Regions from separate parts of the Mus musculus genome. Here regions 2, 3, 4 and 5 are each linked to region 1. Evidence: chromatin loops called from intact Hi-C (ENCODE). Cell type or tissue: heart. All regions are shown on one strand. Region 1 holds the start of Pten (phosphatase and tensin homolog). Region 2 has its middle 48 kb from the start of Gm36774. Region 3 has its middle 8.6 kb from the start of Gm36914. Region 4 has its middle 5.1 kb from the start of Gm29863. Region 5 has its middle 73 kb from the start of Pten.

The links. Peaks named below come from ENCODE experiments on the same cell type or tissue, not always from the same donor. Only the 100,000 strongest peaks of a DNase experiment are listed, where the experiment ranks them.
Region 2: a loop joins it to region 1, with 2.2 times the contacts of the local background. A loop is called at or near these places in 2 of 42 quality-filtered maps.
Region 3: a loop joins it to region 1, with 8 times the contacts of the local background. A loop is called at or near these places in 25 of 42 quality-filtered maps.
Region 4: it touches region 1 in a loop (2.5-fold over the local background); 5 of 42 quality-filtered maps call a loop at or near these places.
Region 5: a loop joins it to region 1, with 2.5 times the contacts of the local background. A loop is called at or near these places in 2 of 42 quality-filtered maps.

What each region holds. Positions count from the first base shown.
Region 1 is chr19:32,753,275-32,758,274 of GRCm38, forward strand. Pten (phosphatase and tensin homolog) reads left to right here and starts at 4,303. Exons shown (of 9, transcript NM_008960.2): 1 at 4,303-5,000. It also overlaps the pseudogene Gm36566. In heart, CTCF peaks have their summits at 2,589 and 4,020; DNase peaks (open chromatin) are centred at 2,907, 3,247, 4,297, 4,937 and 1 weaker place; H3K4me3 peaks cover 3,472 bases; H3K27ac peaks cover 2,696 bases; H3K27me3 peaks cover 891 bases.
Region 2 is chr19:32,880,091-32,885,090 of GRCm38, forward strand. No RefSeq gene overlaps it. Among named protein-coding and RNA genes, the nearest start is that of Gm36774, 48 kb to the right of the region's middle. In heart, no CTCF peak of the experiment used is centred here; no DNase peak of the experiment used is centred here.
Region 3 is chr19:32,949,037-32,954,036 of GRCm38, forward strand. No RefSeq gene overlaps it. Among named protein-coding and RNA genes, the nearest start is that of Gm36914, 8.6 kb to the right of the region's middle. In heart, no CTCF peak of the experiment used is centred here; DNase peaks (open chromatin) are centred at 1,975 and 4,445.
Region 4 is chr19:33,078,134-33,083,133 of GRCm38, forward strand. No RefSeq gene overlaps it. Among named protein-coding and RNA genes, the nearest start is that of Gm29863, 5.1 kb to the right of the region's middle. In heart, no CTCF peak of the experiment used is centred here; a DNase peak (open chromatin) is centred at 2,028.
Region 5 is chr19:32,827,991-32,832,990 of GRCm38, forward strand. No RefSeq gene overlaps it. Among named protein-coding and RNA genes, the nearest start is that of Pten, 73 kb to the left of the region's middle. In heart, CTCF peaks have their summits at 186 (motif pointing left) and 2,092 (motif pointing left); no DNase peak of the experiment used is centred here.

The DNA.
Region 1 (5,000 bases):
ATGGTTGTGAGCCACCATGTGGTTGCTGGGATTTGAACTCAGGACCTTCGGTAGAGCAATCAGTGCTCTTAACTGCTGAGCCATCTCACCAGCCCCTAGACAGGCATTTGAAATTTTCTCTTGGAATACAGGAATTGCAGGACTCACAGAGGTGCCTTCTGGAGAAAGCATGAGCAAGTGGTGTTTGAAAGAGCAATAGTGGGGTGGTAAGATGGCTCCATGGGTAAAGGTGTGTGCCATCAAACCTGACAACCTGTATTGGATCCCCAGAAGCTACGGGGTGAAAGCAGAGGACAGACTCTTGCAAGTTGCCCCCTGCTGTGCACAAATGTGCCAGGACCTGTGCACATGCGCCCTCATGCGCTTGCATAAACAACAGATAGATGTAAATTAAAAATAAAAAGTAGAAGGAGAAATCACAGAATAAATAAGAAGAAAGCTTTCAGAGCTGTAGAAGAACAGGGCAGTTTAAATTCAAAGCCAAATGTGCTAGCTAATCCATTATATATCTAGAAAATGCTTTTTTTTGATAAAAATAGAGAAGCTTGCTTAAAAATTAAAGCGCTAGACTGAGCTCTCTTGTTGAGGGGTCAGAGATGTGGGGAAGGAGAAAGGCACTACAGCAGCAGCGTGCTCACACACGAGATGCTTTTGCACAGAGCCTACAACAACACATCAACTATTTATATTACCTACATCCCCTTCTTGGTGTCCCACTTATCAAGGGAAAGAATTTTCTTTGGACATCTTTAGCATGTAGTAACAATAGAGTTCTGGAATCAGCTGTTGGAAACTATCATTAAAGCTGGTTTATCATACTCCCTAATTATTCTATATAGTCAGTCTCCCTAGAGCTTTACATAATTCTCCCTTCGTTATAAGCTTCTGTTTCTCCCTTGAGTGTTTTAAATCCAGACAGGTGAGGAAATGAAGCACTTGGAAACCAGTGTATTGTAATATCTGTACAGCCAAGCATATAAATATATACATTTTCATATATATATATATATATATATATATATATATATATATATATATATAAAATTGCTATATGGACTTTTTCCCTTTTGCCCTACTCACATCCTTTGAGTGGAATAAAGATGTGAAAAACTCCAAAAAATTTTAAAAGGCTGCACAGAAACATATTTGCTGCGAAAGGAAGTAGGGGTGTATTTAGAAACTCCCAACAAGGCCTGATGCTGTCAGCGTGGCCAGCTGATGTCAGAGGGGCCCACACACCTGCCAACACCGCGTGTCTGTTCCTTCAGCCCTGCAGAGCAGCCGAGCGAAGCAGCTAGCTGGCTTTCGGCTTTCTTGCCTCACTTGGTGGTGCTTGTGGGCTGGGGTCAGCGCTGGGATGCGCCTCCTTGTGCTCTATGGAGTGATGCTCTGGAAACAGAAACGGGTCCTTTTTTTTCCTCCAGCCAGGCATCAGGAAGCTTAGGGATGAATGTCTTTCTTTTTCTTTAGAGGAAGATTTCCGAGCTTCTTAGACGCTCCGAGTAATGTCACGCAAGATGCCTCCAGGGAAGAGGCAAAAGAGGGTGATGCTAGTAACAGGGACTCTGGGGACAGGAACGAATGTGGGCCATTTCCCCTTTTCAACCCACTTCTCTTGATGTAACTTCATCCTTATTTTTCCCCACAGCAGTAGTAGACACTCTGCTGAGCACCACTTAGGTTTTTGCTGTGCATCTCAGCTAACACTTTGACATTGGGGATTCTGTGTAAACTAGATCTCCATCTTAGATTAGGCTGTGTGAACCGAATTTATTTACATCGTTAGAAACCAAATAGAGGCCTCTCGGCTATTGTTCTCAGATTGCTCTCATTGGTCATCCCTGCCCTCCCTCTACTGACCAGAACCTTGCCCCAAAACAGCCTGTAATAAACATCAACGCTGGCTTAGCTTGGGCTGCTATCTCTGGCGGAGAGATCTTTAAAGGATGTATCTAAATGCAATGTTTGAGTAGCTTCAGAGAGCTCTAATAGAACTGTAAATATCCCCGGTTTAATTAGCAGTCCTGCAGTTCGGTAATGGCCCATAGCTCTCTGAGCCGAGCCTCTTGAGGTTTCTAGACTTCAGAGGCTGCCTGCAACTATGCTGTGTGGACCTATGAAATTTTCCTTCTCCTGTACTCTAAACCCCCAGCTAGCCTTTCCTAGACACCTACTCGCAATTATTGCAAATCCATAACTGACTACTATCCTCCGGATTTCTAAAATGATCCAGTGTTTCAGCTTAGGTCTCAACTCAGAGATACTTTAGGGCTCAGATTGGCATCCTGAGAATTAAGTCCCCTGGGAAAAGAACAATAAGGAAGAAAACTCTACCTACATTGGAGTTGATGTCATTTTTTTTTTCCCTCCAAGCTCAAGGTGATCGCTTGCTTTGTGGCTGGTTGGTGGGGGAGGAGGGGCTGTACGCTAGTTATCAGCATTTCTGAACCAGCTCTCTCAACCGCGACAGGTCAGCCAATCCCGGCAGTAAGCTTTTACTTGACAGGTTTGTTCTGGGCTGACAGCCATTGACTAGGTGCTCAGATAAGTCACTTGGCTGAGTCTACGGTAGGTGGGGCGCGCTCACCAGTTCAGGGGCAGTGACTGGAAGTTTGTTGCAACATCGGTAAGCCTAACCAGCCAGCAGCAACAGGAGATACCCTTTTGCCCCGCGAGTACAGATCTAGAAAGGGTTCACCTCATTAAGCGAAGGAGATGCGTCAATCCCCCCCACCCCCGCCCCGCGCCTCCCCCTAGGGCCCGGCCTCTTCTCCCACGGTTGGGAACGCGCGGTGTGGGCAGATCCAGAACAGGAGTCTCGTGTCCCGGCCTTCTGGCTAGCTCTATGGGTTACAAGCGAAAGGGAGGAACAGCTTGGGGACTCTCCGCGTCAGCGTGCACAAACCGGCGGCGGCCAGCAGAGAGGGGTGGCGGGGGCACGTGCTTGGATGTGGCTGCTTGTGTAACCAGCTCCCCAGGCGCTCGGCCCCGACAGCGCTCCTGCGGACGGCTCGTGGATGCTATTCTCTGCTCCGATCCGGCAAGAGAGGGGTCCAGCAGACCACACGGGAGAAGGAGGCGGGGGCGATCACCTAATAGAGCAGAGGGGACCAAGCTCCTGCCCCAGGAGCACACAGATAGGGGAATGGGAATTTGGAAAGTTCCCCAACTAGGACCACACGTGACCTCCTCCTGAAAGTAGTTCCGACCGCGGCTCATGTATCCTTCCACCTCGCCTTTGAGCCCTCCCAGGCCTGCTCGCCCCGCCCACTCGCTGGCTGCAGCTTCCGAACGTCCCATACTCCACACCCGGGCTCAGTAACCGGGTCCTCGAACATGCAAGGTCCGACAGGGTCAGAACCTGGCCATCGCGATCCAATTCTGCCGGGTTTTCATAGCGGCCACGAAGTGGGGATTGGGGGTGGGGGCTTAGCTCTTTGAAGACTGAGCTTGGCTGTGATCCGGTAGACCCACCGCTGCGGGGAGCTGCGGGTCTCATCACCGGGCGGTGGAGGGGTGTGTGTGAGGTGCACTCTATTCACGGAGACCCACTTTGTCCAACCAGGGGTGTCCTTTGGGCCCTGGAAACTCAGGGGAGATGTGAATGTACACGCCCCGTATGCACAATCATCATGCTTGGCTGGGAGCGTTCATCTTTCGGGCAAATGAACCCAGCTGCCTGGGAAGCAAGAGGCGGGGCAGGGAACCGGAGCCCGATGAGGTGACCCACGCGGGAGACACAATAGGGGTTGTTCTTTGTGCAAAGACTGACACCTTGAGGACACCGTGAGGGGGAGAGGTGTGTTATCTAGGTAAAGACTGTCGCCGACAAATCCTAGCGAAGCACTGCAATCTGACCACAGCGCAGGGCAGGGAATGAAAGCCGTTCCGAAGAAACGCAGGGACAGACGCAGGAAGGATAATCCTGCCCCTGAGGCTCCCGGAGCACCGACCAAGGCGGTCAGCTAGTGCGATCCACCTGTGAGCGGTCAGCGATTGTGCTCAGCGCACCCTCACTCGGCCCCAGCCTGTTGTACCTTTGCCGGGTCTCTCTGCGCTGAGGCCAAAGCCGGCGTAGCTCCGGGAGCGAGCCGCGGACACACTGGGCATGCTCCGCGGCGTTCCCCGCCCCTGTCCCTTCCGACGCCCCGCCCCGCCCCGCCCCGTCCCCGGCTCAGCGCCCGCCTCCCGCCCGCCTCCCGCCTCCCCTCCGGCTTTCCGAGGCGCCCTGCTCTCCCGGCGGGGCGGCGGAGGGGGCGGGCTGGCCGGCGCACGGTGATGTGGCGGGACTCTTTGTGCACTGCGGCAGGATACGCGCTTGGGCGTCGGGACGCGGCTGCGCTCAGCTCTCTCCTCTCGGAAGCTGCAGCCATGATGGAAGTTTGAGAGTTGAGCCGCTGTGAGGCCAGGCCCGGCGCAGGCGAGGGAGATGAGAGACGGCGGCGGCCACGGCCCAGAGCCCCTCTCAGCGCCTGTGAGCAGCCGCGGGGGCAGCGCCCTCGGGGAGCCGGCCGGGCGGCGGCGGCGGCAGCGGCGGCGGGCCTCGCCTCCTCGTCGTCTGTTCTAACCGGGCAGCTTCTGAGCAGCTTCGGAGAGAGACGGTGGAAGAAGCCGTGGGCTCGAGCGGGAGCCGGCGCAGGCTCGGCGGCTGCACCTCCCGCTCCTGGAGCGGGGGGGAGAAGCGGCGGCGGCGGCCGCGGCTCCGGGGAGGGGGTCGGAGTCGCCTGTCACCATTGCCAGGGCTGGGAACGCCGGAGAGTTGCTCTCTCCCCTTCTCCTGCCTCCAACACGGCGGCGGCGGCGGCGGCACGTCCAGGGACCCGGGCCGGTGTTAAGCCTCCCGTCCGCCGCCGCCGCACCCCCCCTGGCCCGGGCTCCGGAGGCCGCCGGAGGAGGCAGCCGCTGCGAGGATTATCCGTCTTCTCCCCATTCCGCTGCCTCGGCTGCCAGGCCTCTGGCTGCTGAGGAGAAGCAGGCCCAGTCTCTGCAACCATCCAGCA
Region 2 (5,000 bases), 130 kb after region 1:
CAGAACAAGCATTGGATAAACATGTACTTTAATTCCTTTTCTTGCAGGATGGATACTCCCCAGCTCCTTCCCAGAACGCTGTATCATTGTGTGACCCTTCCCAGAATGCTGTATCATTGTGTGACTTTTGTGAGCCTCAATTTCCTTACCTGAGAAAGCAGAGATTATACCTTACTGTAGATTTGCCACACTCGGCTTTAACCAGGATCAAATGAGGTAATCTATGTAAAGTAACTTGCATAGCACCTGGCACAGAGCGGGCAGACAGTAATTTGTAGCTGGGATTACCTTAAAACCTGTTAATTTACTTTAAGCCAGTTGTTGAAGTGGCTGGGCCGTCTGCGGGGAAAGGATCATATGCACTTGATTAATTTTCAGCCCTACTGAATGGATCGTCTCCCTAGCATTATCAATGCAGAGTTGCCTTGGGTTTCCAATGGCTCTGTGCTGTTTTGATATTTGCGCGCACCGCTCTGCGCTTGCCAGGGTTGGCGTAGCTATCCTCATTGTCGGTTACTTTGAGTGGTGAATGAGAAAACGTAAAACTTGTTCTCCTCAAGGGTCAGACAAGACTTGAGGACCCAGAGAATGGGAAGGTTTGGAAGAGTGGGGGTGGGAGGTGGGGGTTGGGGGATGGGACATCCTCTTGGAGACCGGGGGACCGGAATGAGGAATGGGATGAGGACAGACGGGGAGGGGGATAACGATTGAACTGTTAAAAAAAAAAAAAAAAAGATTAAAGAATAATAATAATTAAAACAAAAAACAACAACAACAGAAAAAACCCAGCTCTCCTGGCAAATCCCAAGCATGTAGCATTTTTTTTTTTCAAGACAGGGTTTCTTTGTGTAGCCCTGGCTGTCCTGGAACTCGTTCTCGAACTCAGAAATCTGCCTGCCTCTGTCCCCCCCCCCCCCCCCCCCCCCCCCCCCGAGTGCTGGGATTAAAGGCGTGCGCCACCATGGCCGGCTATGTGTAGTACTTTTCAATGGAGTGTAGTTAGGGGTTGTATTCTACTCAGAGCTGATGCGCCGCTACCCTTTGCGTTACCTGAACTCATTGTTCCTGTCGCCTATCCCTTTGGAAACTACCGTTACCTGTTTCTATGAGTTTGTCTTCTTCAGGGTACCAAGGTAAGCAAGACTATCTGCTGTTTGTGCCTGGCTAACTTCTCAGGCACAAACCCCTCTACGTTCGGTCATGTTATTGTAAACGACAAGAATGCCATTTTTTTGGGGTGGGGGGGGTCGGTCTCACTGACTTAGAGAAGGGATAGACTGTTTATAGAGAGAGAAAGAGTGTACCACTTAAAGTTTTGTATGTGTGGTGTTAATTTTAGCCTTGTCATCTTTATTGTCTGTTTCTCTCATCTTTAATTTCTTGTTTCTTTCCTTTCTTCCCTGATAACCAAAGTGTCTCCTCCCACTGTGAGGGTCAGACAAGCGAGCAAGAGTCATCAGGCCATGGACTGGTCTCAGGCAGCCTCTAGTCCTTTCCCAGGGCCTTAGCGGTACTACTTCCTGTCTCTGCTTTTTAAACAGTGTCAAGGGCTGGTCCTCTTCACTCCCTACTGCTTATGCTCTGGAGTTTCTCTGTATCTCACTAGCAACTCTCAACTCTGGCCCCACTTCCTCTTCTCAGGAAAGCTTCATCTTTACCATGTCAAATCCCGATTACACCTCTAAGCCTGCTCAGCAGGGAAGATGTTTTTGTTTTTTGGGTTGTTTGTTTGTTTGTTTGTTTTTTGGAATAGCCATGCCACTAGCCCATGGAGGGGAACCTCTAGTGTTTCTGCTTTCTGACCCCACCTTAGCCTCCGTGGGCTGGCTTCACCTTTCTGCTCAGCCACTCAGGAACCACTAGTATCAGCCAACATGAACAGTCCAGAGAGTCCAACAGTACAGTTGGGTGACTACATTATGTATTTTGCTTTTACCAAATAATTTTTTTCTCAGAAATTGGATGGCAGTGGCGCATGCCTTTAATCCCAGCACTTGGGAAGCAGAAGCAGGCGGATCTCTGAGGCCAGCCTGGTCTACAGAGTGAGTTCCAGGGCAACCCAGGCTACACAGAGAAACCCTGTCTCAAAAATACAAAACAAAACAAAAGAAAACAAACAAACAAAAAAAAACAAAGCCAAAACAAAAACAAAACAAAACAAACAAATAAATGAATAAATAAATATTTTTTCCTCAGTGTCCAAATATCATCTTAAGGGCTGATTCAGTCCATCATCTCTTGTTTTGCATTTATTTGTGAAATGTCCCAGAACTTGCTTTAGTCTATGACTGTTCATTTATGTGCTTTCTTTCAGACCAATGGTCAGTAGTAATTTTTTTAAATAAGTATTTTAGGCATTGTAGATGGTATAGTTTCAGCTGCCACTAACTAGCTATAGCTGCTTTAGAATAAAACCAGCCTTAGACAGTATGAATGTGTTTGCGTTCTTACAAAACTTTACTTACCAAAGGAGGTGGTGAGTTCGACCAGCCTACAAGCCAGTGTTTCACATTGTGCACTCCTGGGGGTAATTTAGTGAGAACTGAGAGCAAAGAGAGCCCTTTACCTGCCAGATGATGTAAGACACAAGAGAGACTCAGTTCTTTACCTCAGGGATCTCCTATGGAAACCAGACACAGCTGAGGTATGGGTTGGATTCCAACAGGCGTGGCAACAGAGAGCACTGAGATTCAAATGACTCAGTTACAGAGGCAGATCTGGAAATCAGGAGTCAAGCTGTCACCGGGATGGGATTCCTCAGGGCTCAGAGGGTTATCTGCTCAATGCCACACTTTTGGCTTCTTCTGGCTTGCTGAAAGAGCCTTGACAATCTTTAGTTTGCAGTTGCACCAATCTTCTGCCTCTGCATGGCTTTCCCAGTCCCCACTCTGCATATCTCTTTCAGTAACCGAATGCAGGCTTCCTTAAGAAACACAGTTACATAACCTTAGCGTCTACCCATGCCCTCATTTTAACCTGTCTCTGTAGAGACCCTCTTTCCAACTGAGAACACGTACAGGAAAATCAGCACTTCAAAAATGTCATCTTTTGGGCACACAGTAAGGTGTTACGCCATAAGGAGATTTGTGTATTTACTGTGTGTATGTCTGGGCAGCAGAGGGCAATTCGTCTCATGGGATGGTGGACAGGAGGAAGGAAAGGGTGCACACCACTGTCATACTGGCTAGCTTCACTGCACCAAAGGAGGAAAGAGGATTCCAGATGAGCGGACAACTTTGGCAAATGCAGATAGGCGGGAACAGAGAGCATATGTTGGATAACCACCCTGGAACAAGATGGTGGGCTGGTGGAAGGCACTCCAGTAGATTCAGGAAGCTAGTCTGAGCAACACTACATAAGAATGTCCTCGACACTATACTCAACACTACATATGAATATCATGAAGGCTATACTCAGCACTACACACAAATATCCTCAACACTACATATGGATATCCTCAACACTACATATGGATATCCTCAAGGCTTGCTCGGACAGTGTTGCTAATGGGGTAAGAGAAGCCGAGAGTGCGGTTGTGACGAATCAGCATCTGTTAATTCCCTTTTGTCGTTCAGTGGTTGGTGACACCTTGTTTCAAGGACACCTTAGTGTCTGAACTGTTACCGTGGAGTCTGACACTCAGTAGCTCACCGATTCCTCAGGTTTCCTAAGCTTCTGTGTGTTCTAAGAAAAACAATTCAAGGAAATACACCTGAGAGGTCTAATTGCTGAGCAACGTCTGCGATAGAAATGTGTAACATGTTTGTCTTTTGGTAATAATAGCTATTCTCTTCTTTCTCCTCTCATCTGTTGAAAGCAGAAACTCAGTACCTCAGCATCTCCTATATTAGCTCATTTAATCTGCACATGCCTCCATGAGAAATGATGGCCTCCACTTAGCAGCAAAGTAACAGGCGTTCAGAGTAGCCCCACATAATCCAGCTGCTCTTTTGACACAAACCTACATCACCTTCCTCTTGTTCTCCCCATCACACTCATTGTCTTTCCATTCTCATCTGTCCATGGCCTCATGGGCCAATCTGTCTGCATCCATTTTGCTACCCTGCCATCCAATTCACCCAATGACTGGCATATTGCTTTTTCCTACAGATGGTGTCAGTAATAGATCCAGCTATTTTAAAGGGCCTTTCTTTTTTTTTTTTCCTCACCAGTAAATTCTTACCAGCTGCATATTAAAACCCAGCCCTTCAGACTTCCTAGCTAAGCCAGTCTCTGGTTGGGAGGGAAGAGGATATTCCACAGGTTACGTATTTAAATATAAAACTCTGAAATGCAGCTAGGTGTGGTAATGCCCACCTTTTAATCCTAGCAGCTGGAAGGCAGGGGTAAACAGATCTCCACTTTGAGGCCAGCTTGCTCTACATACAGCATTCCAGGCTAGGCAGGGCTGCATAGCAAGCAAATCAAACAAAACAAAACAAAACACCGCCCAAAGTCTGAAATGTCATTGTAGCTGTGGGACTCTATGAAAGGAAGTTTGGAAATGCTGAGAAGGGTGTTTGAAAACAGCTAAAAGTGGAAATTTCTGGTGCCAGTAGCGTAATTTCTGTATTTCAGTTGTTTTGACATTTATCCAAGTCTGACTTTGTCTATAGATCTCGTTAAGTATTGGAGGTCAAAAATAACTTCCCAAAACCACCCTTTGTGATAATACTGTTAAGTAAACTTAGAGCTCAGGGCAGGTCATCCAGTGCTGACTGGCTGAAATAAAGGCGGTCAACTTGGTTCTCAGGGAAGCTTTGGAGAGTCTTGAGAGGAATTCTGAGTTTATGGTCGGCATGAGGAGGCTAGTTCCCAAATCTCTAAGCTGGACTAGGTCATATTTATTTTATAAAGGCTTCTTGAAGTTCACATGCCTCTCCTTTCCTGACAGCTTTCTTGACTAGAAAATAAGCACAGAACTTTTGACCATAGCCATCCCTACAGAAAGCAACTTTTTAGAATTTGGAAGTGGCTTTTGTATGCAGGTCACATGTGTG
Region 3 (5,000 bases), 200 kb after region 1:
GAGACAGAGAACCCCTGATGCAGCTTGTTCCCCAAGAACCACAGGCTTCCTTCCAAGTGGGCAAACCTCGTAGATAGCATAACAAAACTGCCTTGTAGGTCTTAATAACAAAAATTAAGCTACTTGTAGATGAAGATCTCACCACTCTTACCACCAGCCCCACCAAATCTAAGCCTTGACATATAGGAGATTTTCAAGAAAAATCCTCTTATTCTGGCCCTACCCCAAGAGTCAGCCTTGCCTGCCACTCAAGCTGTCAAGACACTTAACCTGCCACTGTTGATGAAAGCTAAGAATGAGTGCCTTGGAATAATGTATGTATTTAAATAAGAGTAGTGATAATAGCAGTACAGGTAGGCTACCAATCATTTACTATGTGCATCTTACACATTTTAATCCACGTCACCCTGTCTGTTGCCTTGCAGCAGGTCTGTGCTAGACTCATTTTACAGAAGGAAAAGCAGAAGCTCAGAGAGGGCAAATGCTTTGTCCAAAGTTAGGAAGCTAAGAAAGGGAGAGTACAGCTCTCAGTTACTAGATCTGTATTGCATTTTCTTGGAGGTGGGTGGGTGGGGGGGAAATCACTGTTCTATTCCTCCCACATATTATAAGTAACATTCAGTGGTGACTAACAGTTCATCTAATTTATTTACATATTTTAAACAATTTAGTTATTATTTTTATTTTACGGGTATGAATGTTTTCTCTGCACATGCATTAAGCATGCTATGTGGGTACGGTGCCTTCAGAGGCCAGAATAAGGCATCAGATGCCCTGAAATAGGTGTGATGGACAGTTCTAAGATGCTAGGGGTGGTGGAAACTGAATCAACACCCCATGCAACAGCAGTAAACATTCATAATAAGGGAGCCATCTCTCTAGCCCATATAAATTTGCTTTGACAGCCAGTGGCCTTCATTTAATCTATAATGCTTATAGATCTTAGGCAAATATTTTAGCATCTTAAAGCTTGCATTTCCTAATCTTCGAAATGGAAAACAAAGCTGCCTACTGTGTGATGTTCTCCGAGGACAGATGATATGAGGCACTCATAGTGGTTGGTTCACAACTAGCGTTCAGCATATTTTAATTATCTAATAATAGGTAATTTGATAAGTGCTCCAGGCTGACCGGGGAACTCACTGTGTATCTGAGGCTGGTGTCAAACTCACGATGTTCATCCTCTCTCAGCTGTCCAAGTGCTAGGATTGCAGACCTGCCCCACAGTGCATGGCTTTGAAGTTCACAGTGATGTACATCAGAATCCTAAGTGAGAACTTCTCAAAGTACTGAGATCTGGCTCCCCTGTGGGATATTCTGAAGAAGTTCCCTAAGTGATTCAGCCACACTGTTGTTGGTGGGCTCAGTGCCAACTGTGATACACATCTACTAAGGGTGTGCTTGCTCAAGACACTGTACTATGCACTATGAATAATGAAGTAAATGTCACATAAAATCACGTGGGAGGCTGTTGGGAGCTTCACTAGTTGACCATCCGTGGGGCGGGTTTTGGAGGCTCAGCAGCACCATCTTTCTTAAATGATAACAGAAAAATCTGTGAAGACTGGAAGCCCAGAAGTGCAGAGAACAGACTTTAGAGAGAGCAGAAAGAAGAGATCCAAGGGCTGGTTGGAGTTAGAGCAGGTTAGCCTTGGATTCCCGACCTTGAAATTATTTTCCTATTATAACAAATTCGAGGAATCATCAAATTTGTGAGACATTGAGCTTTCCTGAGGCAGAGAGTGAATTTTAGAGACTGCTCTTGCAGCTGGTAGGTCTTGTGCTCTGGTAAGTTAGAAGATGAAGAATGGAAAGGTCTCAGAATGGAGGGGGAGCTTGGGCCAAGCAGGTCACTGACAGGTGGCCAGGGCAAAGGAACAGTTATGTAAAACTGATTAGATGTTGGGGGAGGAGTGGAGAGGGGAAGAAGAAGTGCTGAGGACATTGTGCCTGGGTGAGGGGAAGAATTGCGCTGCAGCAGAGAAGGGGAAGTTGGAGTCTGAGCTGACTGGAGGAGGGGAAAGACTAGGTGACCTTGATTGGGAGATGCTGGAACTGGGTACCCATATCCCAGGGCCATGTGGAGATGTGGTACTCAAGGGAGAGGGGTAGGCTACACACATACAAATAAACTACAGTGTGAGCCATCAGCATTGAGGGGAATTGCTTGGAGCTCTGGCTCTGTGTTGTGGGGTATCTGTGAAGTTAAGCCACCGTAAGCAGATTTCTATGTATGTTAAGAAGTTGACAACCTCCTATTATATACCCTAAATAGAATCACCTGTATAGAAGTGGTGACACTCTTGGACAGTTGAATCACCATGTTCCTGATTGCTACAATACCTCAGACTATTGATTATTTTTGCCATGGCTAGACTGTTGATAGTGATATTTCACTTCACAGAAAAATAATTAACTTCAATTTGGTCAAAGACCTGGACACAAGAGCTAAAATTATGAACTCTTGAGGAAGAAAACAACATCAAAAATGTAAATCTTTTAGGGCTAGAGAGATGACTCAGCAGTTAAGAGCACTGACTGCTCTTCCAGAGGTTCTGAGTTCAATTCTCAACAACCACATGGTGGCTCACAGCCATCTGTAATGGGAACTGATGCCCTCTTATGATGTGTTTAAAGACAGCTACAGAGTATTTGTATACATAAAACAAACAAACAAATGACTCTTAAAAAAATCTCTAATAAAAAAATAAAAACCTACTTCTTAAAAATACCTGTAAATCTTTGTACTAACATGCCTTAAAATGGGTAATATTAGATACAGTACTTAAAGTAAAAACAATTATAAACCGGGCGTGGTGGCCCACGCCTTTAATCCCAGCACTTGGGAGGCAGAGGCAGGCAGATTTCTGAGTTCGTGGCCAGCCTGGTCTACAAAGTGAGTTCCAGGACAGCCAGGGCTATACAGAGAAACCCTGTCTTGAAAAATCAAAAAAATAAAAACTAAAATAAACTAGATTTCATCAAAACTTAAATTTTGTATTTCAGGGACTGTCAAGAAAGTGCAGACTCATAGCATGGGAGATAATATCTGCCAATCTAATTATCTGAGAGAAGTCTAGTACTCAGAATAAGTCAAGAACCTTTAATACAACATTGAAGGACAATAACCAATTAAAACCGGCCGAACCATTATAGTAAATATTTCTCCTGAAAAATGTACAAATGAAGCTGAGTGTGGTGTCACATACCTATAATCCCAGCACTCAGAGGGGGCTGAGGCAGGAGGAGTGTGATTTCAAGACTGCCTGTGCAGCATCAGGAGACTATGGATTAATCCCCTCTTATATACACAAATGGTCAAGACTCAACATTGAGCTATCTGAGAAATGTAAGTCAAAGGCACAATGAGGTACCATTTCATACCTACTAGGGTGGCAATCATTATTATCATGATTACTATCAATTATCCTGAGATAGTAACAGAGGTAAGTGTGATGTTTTAAATTAAAATGGCCCCCATAGCCCCATAGGGAATGATACTATTAGGAGGTGTGGCCATGTTGAAGGAAGTGTGTCATTAGGGGCAGGCTTTGAGGTTTTGGATGCTGAAACCAGGCTCAGTGTATTGTGACTCATTCTCTTTCTGCTGCCTGCCAATTCAGATGTAGAATTCTCAGCTACTTCTCCAGCAGCACGTCTACCTTTGTGCTGCCATGCTTCTTACCATGATAATACGTATCCCCATATTTCTTCACTATTCACCCTTGCCTATCCCTGCCCTGCCGCGAGTCTTTAAACTCTAGTCACAGCATGGTTAACACAAGATGCTAAAAAAAAGCATAAGAACAGCTGTTCTGATTCCGTGCTTCACGACCTGCTCATAGCGTGCTCCAGCTGTGGAGAGCAGCTCTAAGGGAGGTCCAAGCTTTAGTTCTGGTGAGCGAAGCTGATACAAAGGTGAGCCAGAACACAGTCTCCCGAAGTGCATCCTTCTGCCTCACAGGACAGGGTCCACTCAAGCTTTTGCCCAGTTGCTCTCAGAGTCAAGGGTTCTTCCTAACCTTTCCACAGACAGAGACCTCCTCAAGCTCAGGTGTTAGAACCTGCCAAGGCTCCACCCATCGCTGGCTTCCTGTGAACAGGTGTGCTTGGAACTTTGGAACCTGTGTTTTGAAATTTGTAATTTGAGGTCCTCAGAGGTTGCAGGCACCATCTAGGAAAAGGGGAGGGATTTGAGGCAAAAGGGACTAAGATTCTGACTCCTACCTCATTCGAGAGGAAAGAACCAATCCGTTTAACAGAGTGTCCTTAATGGCGGTTGAGTGTATGGGGGTGGGGGAGGGGGGGTGTCTGTGTGCGCAGATGCAGCTCAGAGAGCTCTCATTCACTGCCTTTCCCTCTGGCTCTCTCCCTGCACACACTGTTCTCTGAGCTCCATGGCTTCCTGTGCTGCGCTTCCTGTTTCCTTGTCAAACTTCATATAAGCATTTGCTGAGGGCTGGGCAGGTGTCAGGCTCCGTGGCTGGGAGGAAGCAGCAGGTGGAGGACATAGGATGTTGATGACACTTGGGCTGGAGTTCACCAAGTTCCCCTTTTAGTTCGTAATCTCTGTTTATGATTTGAGTACCTAGGAGAACCGGCTAATTCCAGCAGATGGAAAAGAACTCTAGCAGGCTAGAGCATCCCAGGCCAACGAGAGCTTCAAATACTTTGAAGATAGAGGATAACCCTTCCTGCCTCTCATTCCTGGGAGTGTCCTCGCAGGCTCTGTAGGTCTCTCGAAAACGTAGCTGATACACTGAGTAGTTCTCCAACCCTTTCCTTCTGACCTCAGCCAATCTCCTCCTTTGTGATCACACATTTCTAGGGTGTGCTAGGCAGGAACGATTCTTGTCTCTATTTAATGATGCTTAAATATAATAAGTGTAATTCCTACAAGACAGTCTTGGCCAAAAATAGAAAACCCTGTTGCTCTTTCACTTCACCTCCCACTCTCCCACTCCTACGTTCACACCACAGCATCCTATAAGGTTTTTGTT
Region 4 (5,000 bases), 320 kb after region 1:
TGCATGAGTGCATTTATGTGTACACGTGAGTACAGGAAGCTGCAGAGGTCAGAAGCACGATACATGCATGAGTGCATTTATGTGTACACGTGAGTACAGGAAGCTGCAGAGGTCAGAAGCACGATACATGCATGAGTGCATTTATGTGTACACGTGAGTACAGGAAGCTGCAGAGGTCAGAAGCACGATACATGCATGAGTGCATTTATGTGTACACGTGAGTACAGGAAGCTGCAGAGGTCAGAAGCACGATACATGCATGAGTGCATTTATGTGTACACGTGAGTACAGGAAGCTGCAGAGGTCAGAAGCACGATACATGCATGAGTGCATTTATGTGTACACGTGAGTACAGGAAGCTGCAGAGGTCAGAAGCACGATACATGCATGAGTGCATTTATGTGTACACGTGAGTACAGGAAGCTGCAGAGGTCAGAAGAGGGGTTGTACCCCCTGAATCTGGATTGCAGGTGGTTGTACCTCTGGGTTCTAGAAACCAACTCTAGGTTCTCTACAAGAATAGTAAATGCTTTGAACTGTTGCACTGTCTCTTCAGCTCAATTCTCCTAACTTTTAAACTGTGAAGTTTCACTTTGAGACTTGCTTAGGGGCATAAAAAAATTGAGAACATTTGCTCACTGCCAGATACTACTATCTAAGTTATTTGTGCAACGCAATGCCAAGGACATCCAAATAGACAATTTTAGCTCATTATCTACTTCTGGTTCATGAAAAAAAATGTGGTTATAAAATGTTAGTTTCAGTCTTCAATAAGTAACTAGACTTTGAGATATTAACCCTTGTAATTGATGCCCAGCCTAACTAATCATGTGTCTCTGGATACAGTTGGAGGGTTTCAGTTATCTGAGACTCAGGAAGTCTTCGCTTCAGCTGGGACTTCAAATTATGTTTTCAGAACACAAAGAACACTTGATAAAGTTGGAGGAAAATATTTTTCAAAAATATGTCACCAGGCAGCTTGGGAGCAATTTCACAGAACCATCCGACAGGGTATGAATGTAACCTTTGATCTCCGAAGTGAAGGTCAACCAATTTGTTTTTACTGGAGATATCTTATAATCAATTTGATGTCTGGGTAAATCAGTTTCTAAAGAAGAGGCTGTGTTTGCAGATAAGTGATACTTTCACCCTCCCAGTTTTAGCCATTTAACCCTCTCATCTCTGAATTAAAGTCCACTGCTCTTCTTAACTTTTTTCTTTTCTTTTGTGTATGGTAGAGAAGAGGCATCTATCTTAAAACACAGCATTTTAAGAAGGGAAAGATACTAGACTATTGTCCAAAGGTTAAAACCAAACCAAACCCAAAACCCAAACCAAAACTGATGTTTTAAGTTATTTTTTTTCCTTCTAAAAGACGACTATACAAAATATATTGCTTATTACATTTTTGTTTTTATTATATTTTAATCTGCCAGTATATCTAAAGTCTTTCTGGTGGACAACAACAGTTAAGTCATGATAAGCAAAGGATAGAACATAAACTAAACAAAAATTACAGACTAAGTTTAATAAATAAAACTTTATTGGTACAGGACTATGCCCATTCTTTCAGATATTATCCCTGCTTTCTAGCTTCTGACTAGTCGCAACAAGATGTACATTCCACAAAGCATAGCTGTTACTCTTTGGCTCTTTACAAAATAATGCCAACTCCAGGTCTTAACCAAAAGAGACTTGGAAAGGTTTTGGAAATAAATCCTTACCCCATACACTGCAATGGCTTGAGGGTAAAGGAAAGCATAGACGGATTTTAACCCAAATATTCATTTGTAGGAAGAGTCTTAGACTGGCATCAAGAGGATAGAAGGAACAATTATTTGGGAGGCACTGTAGTGACTGTAGCGAGACAAATAACTAAATTTATTCCTTGGATTCTGTAACAGCCTATCTAATAAAAATATGCCCCAGTGGAGATGGACCCCGAACTCTCAGCTAAAGTTGGCCACTGGGGAATACAAGCTCTTTCTCTGCAACAGATGTGTGGCTTAAAGTTCACCAGGAGTGCACTGCAGAGAGAGCACAGCACATCTTGTTCTGTCAGGGGATCAGCACTGGCCTGTAAATAGAATAACTAATTTAGTTACAGGACATAGGCAAACTGTGGGAGGAAGAGAAGGGCTAGGACTGAGGACAGGACTCAGCTTAACCATTTCTGGGTAAGGGTCTACTTTTTAAATAACAAGAGAAGTTAAATGCACTTTGGATCTGTCTTTTGCCAGTCATCCCAGCTGGCTAGCTGCCAGCAAGCCAACCTACAAAGGTGGTCACTGCAAATGTATTTAATTTCAGGCATGGATGCTCAACATACCTTGAAATTGCCCCACATGAAGAACTCCCAGTCCTACCCTTCCCTTCTCTTAGGAAGGAAGTACCTGCACTGTAACCATACACTTCCACCACCTACCTCTCTGACTTAAACTCTTGAGCATTCTTTCTGGATTTTTATTTCTCCCTTAGAAGAAGAAAAGCAGAGACTTTTGTCATGTAGTCTACTTTCTATGGGACATTGCTTTATCAGGGTTAGGGCGACAAGTCAGTTGGTAAAGTTCTTGGTGTGCAAGCATGAGGTCCTGAGTTCAAACCCCAGCACCCATAAAAAAAGCTAGGTGTGGTGGTGAGCACTTGAGAGGCCAGTGCTGGGGAGGCAGAGGCGGACTAATCCCCAGGGCTTGGTGAGCAGCTGCTCTAGTCTAATGGAGCCTCAGATCTATTGAGGGACATTGTCTCAAGAACCAGGTGGATGGCTCTTGAGGAATGACACTTGAGATTGACCTCTGGCCACCACATGCATGCATGTACACACACACACACACACACACACACACACACACACACACACACACAATTGTTTTATTATCTTAGAGACTTTCTTCCACACTGGGTCTTTCCATTTTGTAAAATTAAGTATAGAATGGAAAAATATTTTTTTCTTAACCCTGCTACTCTCTTTTGCTATGTCCCTAGCTTTGATGTTTGCTAGCAAGGGTAGAACTAAGTTATGCTGTAATAACAAATGATTTTTACATCTCATGATATGTTCAATGGACAATATTTATCTGTTCTGTGCATATGTTTCAATCTTTTGCTTTTCTCATCTAAGTGGAGGATCTCCTCCTGAACCATTGTGGGGGTTAGGGCGGAGGAGGAGGAAGAAGAAGAAGAGGAGGAAGAAGAGAAGAAAGAAGTCAGGGAGAAAAGGGGGATGAACAATGGAGGAGAAGAAGGAGAGAGGAAGAAGAAACAGAGAGAAAGAAGAGATTAAAGATCAAAGTGCAGGCTTTTCACCACTTTGGTCCAGAAAACTTCAGACTTATAACTGAACAGCAGCATGGCCCCTCCTCAAATGTAAGGGCCTTGAGAAATGGCATCTGCCTCTTAACTGGAGGACGAATGATCGGCATTAGTGATAGAGCCTTACTTAATTCAACTACACTCCTTTGAGCCACTCTCCATGTCACTTACCTTCCTGTCAGCTTGCCTATTTTTAGAACAGAGCTCTTGTTACCACCTGAAAGTGCCTTTGGTTTCATTTTTGTCTTGTATCACGGTGTCCTGGTGGTTGGTTATCTAGCCCTGTTATCTCTGCTCCTTCAGTTTTGGTTCCTTTGTAAAACCTGACCCACATGCTATCATTGATCTCTCTGAATTGCCTTCTTGGTCTGTGCTGTGTTGGATAGGTGTCACCTCAAGGCTCACCCATGAATGGCTTGGTATCCAGCCTTTATGCTATAAGAAGATGGTGGAACTTCTGAGAGGTGCAGGTGGAAGGCTTCAGGCCTTTAAGGGATTTTCTTCCCTTTTTGTTTTTTCTCTCTCTGGCCATGGGTTTGATGGTTTTACTCCACCTTGATGTAGCAGGCATGGTGGCGGCCGACAGAGTCAACTGATCCCAGCCTGAAACCTCGTACACAATGAGCCAAAGTCAACTGCTCTACTCAGAAGAGCATCGGTTACGGGGAGAAGCTGACCAAGGCATTGGAAGCCTGCCTCCGTCCCTTTATGCTTCTTTCCCCAGCATCCCTCACTAACGTCTCTTGCTTTTCTTCCTGGCTAATAGAGCTAGCCAGGTGGCCCAGGCTATCCTCGCATCTCTCCGTGTGCTCTTTCCCTTAAGCTTCAGTGCGAGCATCCAGTGCCCCAATGCTCAGCTAACCCACCTGTCCATCACTTTCTCCAGATCTAGGATTAAACTTTCTTTTACTGAGTTTATGCTCGTGTTTTAAAAATGAATATGAATTCATCCTCTCTGAGAAACAGACCTTCTTTTGACCTAGCAATTTCCGTTAATGGAACTGCATGAGAACACTCTGGACAAAAGTGAAGAGTACTCCAGCTTAAGTGGACTAAAAACATAAATTCATTACGTCTAGTGTCAAGAAGCGTCCATCAGCTCTGTTCACAAATGTATCTCTCAGCCCTGAGTTAGCCTCTCTAGTTACAAGAACCCTGCTCATTCTTAGAGACAAGCTGACCTCCACTCAGCCATGGCTATTTGGCAGCACCATTTTGATACCCACTGGAGTCATTTCAAAGGTTTCTAATAAGAAATAAATGATATCCTAATATTATTAGTAAAGACTAAAAATCATCTATCCATAATGGTTGGGACTGGCCAAATGATTTGGACTTCATTTTTAAAAGTTGACAGAATTTGTACATATATACAAATATCTGAACTGTAAATTTTATATGTATGTAGAAGATATATATCTATATATATCTATGAGATATTTGGGGAATGAGATCTAATTATAAACAAAGAATTTATACAACTCTTGTCAGCTTTCTGTCTTTGTGATGAAATACTTGAGACAATCACACTGAGGGAGGAAAGATTTATTTTTGGCTCCTAGTTCCAAAGATTTTTTTTCTTGGTTCTATTGTTTCTGGGCCTGTGATAAAGAATAGCATCGTGCCAAGGATTAGTGGTGGAGCAAACCTGCCTGCTTCTCAGTAGCCAAGGAAGGAGATGGGGCGGG
Region 5 (5,000 bases), 75 kb after region 1:
GGAAGATTTGGAAGGGAGGAAGGCAAGGGGAGAAATTATGTAATTAAATTACATTATCGGGCTGGTGAGATGGCTCAGAGGTTAAGAGCACCGACTGCTCTTCGGAAGGTCCTGAGTTCAAATCCCAGCAACCACATGGTGGCTCACAACCATCCGTAATGAGATATGATGCCCTCTTCTGGTGTGTCTGAAGACAGCTACAGTACTTACATATAACAATAAATAAATTAAAAAATTACATTGTCTCAAAAAATAAGAAAATAACTAAAAATTTTAATTTTACTTAATGTTTTCCTGTGAATATTATTGATAAGAAACCTTTTTGTGTGGCTGCCTTTAACAGAGGAGCCACAAGCTATATTCTTGTTACTTATTACGTTTGTGTGTTTTTGTATATGCAAATGTTTGCCATGATACTCCATGTAGGTTAAGAGGACAACTTGTCAGGAGTCTTTTTTCTCCTTCCACTATGTAGGTCCCAGAAGTTAAACTTAGGTTGTCAGGCTTGGTGCTCATCTCCTGAGCCTTCTCATCTGCCCATACCAGGTATTCTTTAGCAAGTACTTCAGTAAGTACAGCCATTGTAAGTCACAAGAGCAATTAGACTTCTTCATGGTAGAAATAATTAGCTGATGGAAAGATTATATTTTAGGATTATAAATGTTCTTGGGGGGGGTTTGTTTTTGTTTGGGAGTTTTTGGTTTGTTTTGAGACAGGGTACTTAGGCTGGCATTATACTCACGATATAGTTCTGGCTGACCTGCAGCACATGATCCTTTGGCTTCAGTCTCCCAGGTAAGAATACTGGAATTACAGATGTGTTGCCAACACCTCTGGTTATTAGTGATGTGTGTGTGTGTGTGTGTGTGTGTGTATACACACACAGTGAATGTTTTACTCTTTTGGTAAAAATGGAGGTCTGAGGTAAAAGTTTCCTATGTCAGCTGTCCATAGGGAAGACTTAAAAGACTTTGCTTCAAAAGATTGAGGGCTGGTGAGATGGCTCAGCAGTTAAGAGCACCAACTACTCTTCCAAAGGTCCTGAGTTCAAATCCCAGCAACCACATGGCGGCTCACAACCATCTGTAACAAAATCTGATGCTCTCTTCTGGAGTGTCTGAAGTACAGCTACAGTGTACTTACATATAATAAAAAAGTAAGATTAAAACAACATCAGGATGAACATGATTTTCTCAGGTATAAAATGGTGGCTAAGAGGTACTTGGAAGTCTCAAGCAACTTGACTGAATCTCCAAAAACTTAAGTAAGTCAGGTTCTTTACCTGGAAGGCAAAACAGCAGCACAGGGAGGAAAAAAAAAATCAAAGTACTGAAGCAGAAGTAAGAAGAGAATGTGACGCAGGAAAGAAGTGAGGAGAGCCCAGACTACACAAGAGGGAGGCCAGAGCCACAGCGGAGTTGTAGCCTGGTGGTTCTGAGTCTGCCCTGGGTGAAAAGCATATTTCACTTTCCTTTAGGGAGAGGTGATTTCATTCCTGAAACCTTAAAAACAAAGTATCCAACTTCACAGCTAGGTAGTAAGGAATTGGATTTGAACCCAGCATAGTCTGTGGTTTCTTCCATAGTATGACACAGTCTCTCTCTGTTTTTTTGTTTTTTGTTTTTTTTTTTTTTTGGTTTTTGGATTTTCGAGACAGGGCTTCTCTGTGTAGCCCTGGCTCTCCTGGAACTCACTCTGTAGACCAGGCTGGCCTCGAACTCAGAAATTCACCTGTCTCTGCCTCACAAGTGCTGGGATTAAAGGCGTGCGCAACCACGCCCGGCTGGCACTGTCTCTTAGAGTCAAATGCGAAACAGTTGAAAATTGAAGCTCTGAAATAAATTGTATCATGGAGTCACTGGATATTCTTCATTTGTTAGAAATAGTAAAAAGAACAAACCAGTGTTAGGTCTTGCCAAAAAAAAAAAAAAAAAAAAAATGGACATCAAAAATAATTGCTTAGGTACTGGGGAGGTGGCTCAGCAGTTAAGAGTCCTGGCTACTCTTGCAGAGGGCTCAGATTTGGTTCCCAACACCCCAATGGCAGCTCACAACCTATGGAACTCAAGTTTCAAGGAATCCAACGAATGCCCTCTTCTGGCCTCCATGAGATTGCATGCTTATAGTGTTTCACATACAGTGCGGGCAAAATACTCATGCACATAAAGATAAATCTTTAAAAAAAAGCCATTTAATTCAAGCCATAAGAGTCTTGACAGGGTACATTGGTAAGTTATGGGTATATAATGGTGTGTATCAGGAGACAGAATTGGAGCTCTGACTTGCTAATGCGGTGTGAAATCCATTAAATAAATGTCCTTTGTTTTTGTTTGAGCTGGAATATTCAGATTGGTGGATGGTGCTCAGTTAACTTCCACTCAGCAAGTCTGTTATGTGCCTCCAGTTAGAATCACCCTAGTGTAGAAGCTAGAGAAGCTTGTAGACCATGCCGCGGGAACAGCAAGTGCAACAGTTTGATGTGGGAACAAAGCTAGGACACCATGAAAGGAAGGCAGAGCAGATCGTAGGATAAAATGGTGGAAGGTGAATTTTGGAGAAATACTCAGAGGAGCTCATGGACTGATCAAAGCATAATAAAACCACTGAATCATTCCGCACAGATAGCAACTAAGAATCTCTGCACCAACCAAGGGTTTGTGTGACTCTCCTAGTCCCACACTCCCCTCTCCGGCCATGCTAACTGCCGTTAGGTGTGTTTGGGGGTGGGGTGGGGTGGGCGGGGCATCTTTCTAACTTATTCCATGCTGAAAGGGAGAACAGAGAGGGGCAGCCATCAGAGTGTCTCTCAAGAGGGTCAATAAGGAGCTTTGATAAACTTAACTGATGATCCTGAACATAAGGCAACCATTGGTGACTATGCATCCTCGGAGCTAGCTCCGTGAGCGGCATAGAGTCTTTAACACACTGTTAGTACTATTTTAATTCCTATTGAAAAAGTAGTCCAGAAAATTGTTGGAGAAGCTGAGTGTGGCAGCTCGTGTCTTCAATCCTAGCCCCTGGGAGACAGAAACAGGAAGGTCTCAGTTCAAGGCCAGCCTGGTCTATATAGTAATTTCCAGGTTTGTCAGAACTATGTAGAGAGATCTGTCGGAGAAAAAGAAAATGCCGTGGGTGATTATGCCCCATTTAGAGAAAGATCACAAGAACCTTAGTAGGCTTTGTCATCAGTAAGATGCTATTTTCTTTGCCACCACTGTCCATTGCAAGATGTATATGGTGGAGCAAACTGGTAGTCTGGCTTGGGTTTGTCTCAAACCCAAGCCTTTAATTAGTTTAAATTTAGAAGTTGGCCTTTTGGTTTCTTCCATCACAGCCTCATGGGGGGTTAAGAAACCAAGTTAATGAAGAAAATTCCTTAACCCGATGAGTAATATTAAGACTTACTTAGTAAGACAGAATGTAAATCGTGCAGCTGACTGGACCATGTGCCAAAACCCTGTGGAAAGAGGGGGTCAGAGAAAACCGTCTTCTCTACATCTAGACTGAGTGAAGTTTTGCTTGAGAGATCTGAGTCTAACTGCAACTGGCTGTTACTCCTTAGGCCTCGGAGCCCTGCCTAAGAAGTGGATGCCTGGGAACTCCTCCAGACTTGTCCAAGTAATTTTCCCATTGGCACTGCCCACCTAGGGAAAGGGGCCAAAAACAGATAAGAAAGATGGCAAGCTTCAGGCTTCTTTCCCACACTCCTGACCTGAGACAAAGGCCTAAGGGCCTGGTGGGCTTTTTCTTCTGACAATAGACCCCCTTGCTGGTAGGCTGTTCTGACAAGTTCAAGGCTGAGGCCACATATGGGCACATTAGCCTCTCTCCTTGCTTTTGTTCAATCTGACCAGGCCTAAATTAGCAGAGGAAGACTATTCAAAGGCCCTCAAAACTCCCAGCCCTCCATAAGAAACTGGACTTCAGTGTCCCCAGTCCTCCTCTAACTTTCAGAGGTTCTTTCTCTGTGTCTCTTACCATGTGTTTCCTCGCCCCTAGTAAAAACCTTGCATCAGCCATTAAAGAAAATCTCCCCATGAAACATGAAAAGTAACTGTAGGGTTAAACAGGCATAGGTCTTGTTCCTTCATCTTAGTTTTTCAACGGAGCTGGGACCCACATATAGCCTGGTACAGCAGGGGTGTTATGATTAGCTAAAATGGGAATCCTGTTCTCTGGCTGGGGGTTGGGGGCAAAAAAAAAACTGATACAAGAGCCAGAGAGCATAGTGGGGCTAGAGGTGGGTCACTGGGGAAAATACAGACTAACTAGAAAGGAAATCTTTACTTCCAATTTAGGGACTTCCATGTACCCGACACTTATCCCCAAGGGGGATGGGTATAGAGACAGAGCCCAGGGAACACGCCCAAAGTGTCAAACATGAAAGTGAAAGTGATGGAGTTCCCACTCAGAGGTGAGACACAACTCACAATCTGAGTTTACCAGTTGATTTCATTCATCCACCTATCCATCCATCCAATGCTTTTCTGAAAATTATAACAGGACCTTTGCTGTACACAGTACGCCATCCAATGTTTCCTAACTGGGAAGGACTGGGAAAATGAGAGCAACAAGGAAAAAGACAATCAAGCGATGCCAACTGCAGATTTCCCAGATGGAAATGCTTAGACTAAGTCAAATGACAGACAAAAACAGCTATTGTAATGATTGTGTTATAATCATATTGTAAAATGATTAGAAATATACAACTAAATGGAAAGATGGTCTCAGCAAACAAAATTACGTTATTTCTAAAAGATATGGCATCTGAAAGAAGAAAAGAACATACAAAATGGACAATTCAAGAGAGGCTATGAAGAGCCTAGCCAGTAGATGAAGAGAACTTGGTAACTATCCATCTTAAGAGCAGCTTGAGAATCAATTGTCTTACTTACTCACTTTACATCCTGCTCACTGCCCACTCCCAGTTAGCCCCTCCCACAATACTTACCTCATCCCCTGTCCTCTTCTCCTCTGAGTGGGTGGGGACCCCCTGGGTA